Regions from separate parts of the Homo sapiens genome. Here region 1 is linked to region 2. Evidence: read pairs that join two places in POLR2A ChIA-PET (ENCODE). Cell type or tissue: K562. All regions are shown on one strand.

Region 1 (2,500 bases), 320 kb before region 2:
TAAATGGGGGTAAAACTCCTATTGGACATCATTTGTTCAACAAATACACACTGGGTGTCCTCTACGTACCAGGCACTCTTCTGGGCACTTAAAATCAGGAGCTAATAAATCAAACAAAGCTCTCTGCCCTTGTGGAGCTTCCCTTCTTCTAATGGGAGTAGACGGAGATAATAAGTAAATTATGTGAGATGTTAAAGTTTGATAAATATCATTTTAAAAAGTAGAGTGAGGTCAAGGAGATTGAGAGTGTGGGAGTGCAATTTAAAATGGGGTGACAGGTGGCTCACACACTTTAGGATGCTGAGGCAGGAGGCTCACTTGAGCCCAGGAGTTTGAGACCAACCTGGGCAACATAGTGAGACCATCTCTAAAAAAAAAAAAAAAAAAAAAGTAAAAATTAGCCAGGCACGGTGGTGTGCAGCTGGAGTCCCAGCTACTTGGGAGGCTGAGGTGGGAGGATTGCTGGAACCCAGGAGGTCAAAGCTGCAGTGAGTTGAGATTGCACCACTGCACTTCAGCCTGGGCAACAGGCTTGAGACAGTAAGATCCTGTCTCAAATAATGTAGGGTGCTGAGGGGAGGTATCATTCAGAAGTGACCTTTGACCAAAGACTTTGTAGAAGAGCGAGAGCTTCCTGTGATTTTTGGAGGAAGAGTTTGCAGCAGAAGGAACACCCAGAGCGAGGCAGATACATAACTGGTGTGAAAAAAGAAAGGAAAAAAATCAGAAAGCAGATCCATGTGTACAAGAAGTCCTTTTGTGTTAAAAAAAAAAAAAAAGGAGAATAGAATCAATATTTGCATTTGCTTATATGTCCATAAACTCTGGATGGATGTATACAAAACTAAGAAGAGTGGATACCTGTGGGCAGGGAGGCAGGGCGGGTGGGAAGGATGAATGAGAGCCGATTTACTGCATGTTATATTTTCTCGGGTTTTAAACTGAGTGAATATATCACGTGTTCAAATATTATTTTTCTGGTACATGAAACATCAGAGATCAATGTACCACTTGGGGAGTTATACTGCATAGTGAGGGCTGATGACAGTTTAATTAAAGCAATAATCATGGCATTGGACATTGATTTGATGCAGGAGACTTCAGAGAATGAAACCCAGGTCTCATCCATAGGCCAGCCCTCCTTTGAGCGGAGAGCTAAGGACCAAGGCAGTGATGAGAGCAATGCACATGTACTGCCCCATTAAGAGAGAGACCCCCTTCTCCTCCTTAGCACATCTCAGGTAGGAGAGACCTTGAGAAACAGGACTGATCCGGGCTAACATCATGGGCTTTAAATTTAACAGACCTGGCTGGGTGCGGTGGCTCATGCCTGTAATCCCAACACTTTGAGAGGTCAAGGCGGGTGGATCACCTGAAGTCAGGAGTTTGAGACCAGCCTGGCCAACATGGCAAAACCCTGTCTCTACTAAAAATACAAAAAAAAAAAAAAAAAAAAAAAAAGCCAGGTGTGGTGGCAGGCACCTGTAATCCCAGCTACTCAGGAGGCTGAGGCAAGAGAATCACTTGAACCCGGGAGGTGGAGTTTGCAGTGAGCCGAGATCATGCCATTGCACTCCAGCCTGGGCAGCAAAGTGAGACTCCATCTCAAAAAATTAATTAATTAATTAATTAATTATGCCGGGCACAGTGACTCATGCCTGTAATTCCAGCCTGGGCAACAGCAACACTCTGTCTCAAAAACAAACAAAACGAAACAAAAAAAGACAGTTGACCCATTCTGCCACCAGGAAAAAGCCGTTTGTAAAAACCAGCCAGAGACAATTTCACCTGCCCAGGTATTCCCCCAAGACCATCTTCCTCCTTCCTTTATTGAACCAATGTTTACTGTTTTCAGGTTTCTGAACTTCTTTTTTATTATTTTTATTATTTATTATTATTTTTAGTTTTGAGACAGAGTCTCGCTCTGTTGCCCAGGCTGGAGTAAAGTAGTGCAATCTCGGCTCACTGCAACCTCTGCCTCCTGGGTTCCGGCAATTCTCATGCCTCAGCCTCCTGAGTAGCTGGGACTATAGGCGTGCACCACTATGCCCAGCTAATTTTTGGTATTTTTTGTAGAGATAGGGTTTCGCTATGTTGGCCAGGCTAGTCTTGAACTCCTGACCTCAAGTGATCCACCCACCTCGGCCTCCCAAACTGCTGGGATTACAGGCGTGAGCCACTGCACCCAGCCAGATTTCTGAACTTCTGACCTACAGCTCTCTGATCCAGTTTCCACTATCTAATCCTACTCTCATCTATTTCTATTTCGTTGACCTGTTGGAACTTCTTTCTCTGGTTTCATCTAACAATAGCAGTGATGATGACAATGCCAATAATCACAACTGCTCTCTTTGCTAAAGAGCTGCTAGACACCTGAAAAGCAAGCACAGTTATCATCCCCATTTTACAGATGAGAGAGCTGAGCCTGGAAAGGTTAAGGAACTCATCCAAACTCACAAAGAGCTGGTGGGGGGATTCACACCTAAGTCCGTCTGCACTT
Region 2 (2,500 bases):
CCATCCATCCATCCATCCATCCATCCATCCATGGGTGAGTTCTTTAACTTCTTTGTGCCTCGTTTTTATCATCTGAAGATGGTGATAATAAGTGATAGGACTTATCTCAAAGGGGGGTTACAAATACATACCGAGTGTTTAGCATGGTGTTGGAGATGTAGTGAGTAGTTGAGAAATGTCTTCTCAATCTTGCAGTTTGAGAAGACAGAAAGGTGAAAACTAGACTTACTTCCAATGGCTAGTTGCCCTGAGCTCCAAGTGGTAATACATTGAATACAATTGCAAATCTACCGAGATGGAAAGAAAGCAGTTTCAGAAGAGAATGACAGGTTCTGCTTTAAGTTTCTGTGGTTGTCCACAGAGCACAGCCTAAATTGTCAAGTCTCTGCATTATAAATGGTGTCTAGCTTTGAGAAGTTATTAACCTGAAACCCAGTATCTCTGGAATTTGGGGATGATGTATCTGCAAGAACTGTTCTCTTCTGCAAGTACTTGAAATACAAGAACATAAATTCTTTAATTCAGAGGACCCCAAACTTTCTTGGTTCACTCTGTGCGGAGGCCCCCCCCAAAAAAAATACCTAATAGCTCTATTTATTAAGGAATTAGGTGCAAAACACTTAAAAAGTTCTTATGTTCTAACAACTTAGTAGCCATTTGTAAAAAAACCCCACATGTACACAAAACATTCACATATATTGTACAGACAATAATACACATACACTGAATAAGACAAGTACATTAAAAACATATTTTATTTATATTTGTATTTCATTCTTAAATAATTACATAACCTCCCAGCAGGTTCACCTTGCCCGCTGCCTAGACAGAGCCAATTTATCAAGATAGGGAAATTGCCATAGAGAAAGAGTAATTCACGCAGAGCTGGCTGTGCAGAAGACCAGTTTATTATTACTCAAATCAGTCTCCCCAAGCATTCAGGGGTCAGAGTTTTTAAGGACGACTTGGTGGGTGGGAGTAAGCCGGTGAGTCAGGAGTGCTGATTGGTCAGAGATGAAATTATATGGAGTTGAAGCTGTCTCCTTGCGCTGAGTCAGTTCCTGAGGGAGCCCACAAGATCACATGAGCCAGTTTATCCATCTAGGTGGTGGTGCTAGCTGATCCATCAAGTACAGGGTCTGCAGAATAGCTCAAGTACTGGTCTTAGGTTTTACAATCATATATATATATATTTTTATATCTATATATTTTATATTATATATATATTTATTTTATTTTATATATATATATATATATATATATATATATATATATATATATATATTTTTTTTTTTTTTTTTTTTTTTTTTTTTTAAGATGGAGTCTTGCTCTGTTGCCCAGGCTGGAGTGCAATGATGTGATCTTGGCTCACTGCAATTGCTGCTTCCCAGGTCCAAGTGATTCTCTTGCCTCAGCCTCCTGAGTAGTTGGGACTACAGGTGTGTGCCACAACGCCCCACTAATGTCTGTATTTTTTTTTTTTTTTTTTTTTTTTTTTGAGACGGAGTCTCGCTCTGTCACCCAGGCTGGAGTGCAGTGGCGGGATCTCGGCTCACTGCAAGCTCCGCCTCCCGGGTTCATGCCATTCTCCTGCCTCAGCCTCCCAAGTAGCTGGGACTACAGGCGCCCGCCACTACGCCCAGCTAATTTTTTGTATTTTTAGTAGAGACGGGGTTTCACCGTTTTAGCCGGGATGGTCTCGATCTGCTGACCTCGTGATCCGCCCGCCTCGGCCTCCCAAAGTGCTGGGATTACAGGCGTGAGCCACCGCGCCCGGCCTAATGTCTGTATTTTTAATAGAGACGGGGTTTCACTATATGGCCAGGCTGGTCTCAAACTCCTGACCTCAGGTAATGAACCTGCCTCGGCCTCCCAAAATGGTGGGATTACAAGGGTGAGCCACTACATCTGGCCTATATATACGGTCCAAGATGGCTGCCACAGCAGCAGCGTCACATCTGGCACAACAGTGCAGCCATCAAGGCAAGAGAGAAGGGAAAGGTGAGATGCCAGGGTAAAATGTGACCTGTTTCTACACTCCATCTGGACCTGGTGGGGGATGGCAGACAGGTATAGATGCAGAGAAGTCTTGCCAACCAAACAGGGATAAAGATTAGAAGCCTTGGTCCTGTTAACCAGACCTGGATTTGGAAAACTAGGAAGTTTGCCAGCCAAAGAATTTTTTAGGAAGACAGTATCTCCTTAGCCCACTAGGTTTTTCAGTGGTTTTGAGAGACAGTATATTGTGTATGAGGACATCAGGACATACTCTAAAACTCTCATGTAGTGGAAATATGTTGTTTTGTCTGAATGGCATTCAGGTTTTCCCTGGAAGCCACTAGTTTTCTTTTTCTTTCCTTTTTTTTTTCTTTTTTTAATTAAGACGGACTCTTGCTCTGTTGCCAAGGCTGGAGTGCAGTGGTGCAATCTTGGCTCACTGCAATCTCCACCTCCCGTGTTCAAGCAATTCTCCTGCCTCAGCCTCCTGAGTAGTTGGGAC

What was found. Peaks named below come from ENCODE experiments on the same cell type or tissue, not always from the same donor. Only the 100,000 strongest peaks of a DNase experiment are listed, where the experiment ranks them.
Region 1: POLR2A ChIA-PET joins it to region 2 with 5 read pairs; 2 of 35 experiments call an interaction of 5 or more read pairs at or near these places.

What each region holds. Positions count from the first base shown.
Region 1 is chr16:24,891,681-24,894,180 of GRCh38, forward strand. The region is part of intron 10 of SLC5A11 (solute carrier family 5 member 11); the gene reads left to right. Among named protein-coding and RNA genes, the nearest start is that of SLC5A11, 47 kb to the left of the region's middle. In K562, no CTCF peak of the experiment used is centred here; no DNase peak of the experiment used is centred here; H3K27me3 peaks cover 42 bases.
Region 2 is chr16:25,209,924-25,212,423 of GRCh38, forward strand. No RefSeq gene overlaps it. Among named protein-coding and RNA genes, the nearest start is that of AQP8, 5.8 kb to the right of the region's middle. In K562, no CTCF peak of the experiment used is centred here; a DNase peak (open chromatin) is centred at 1,038.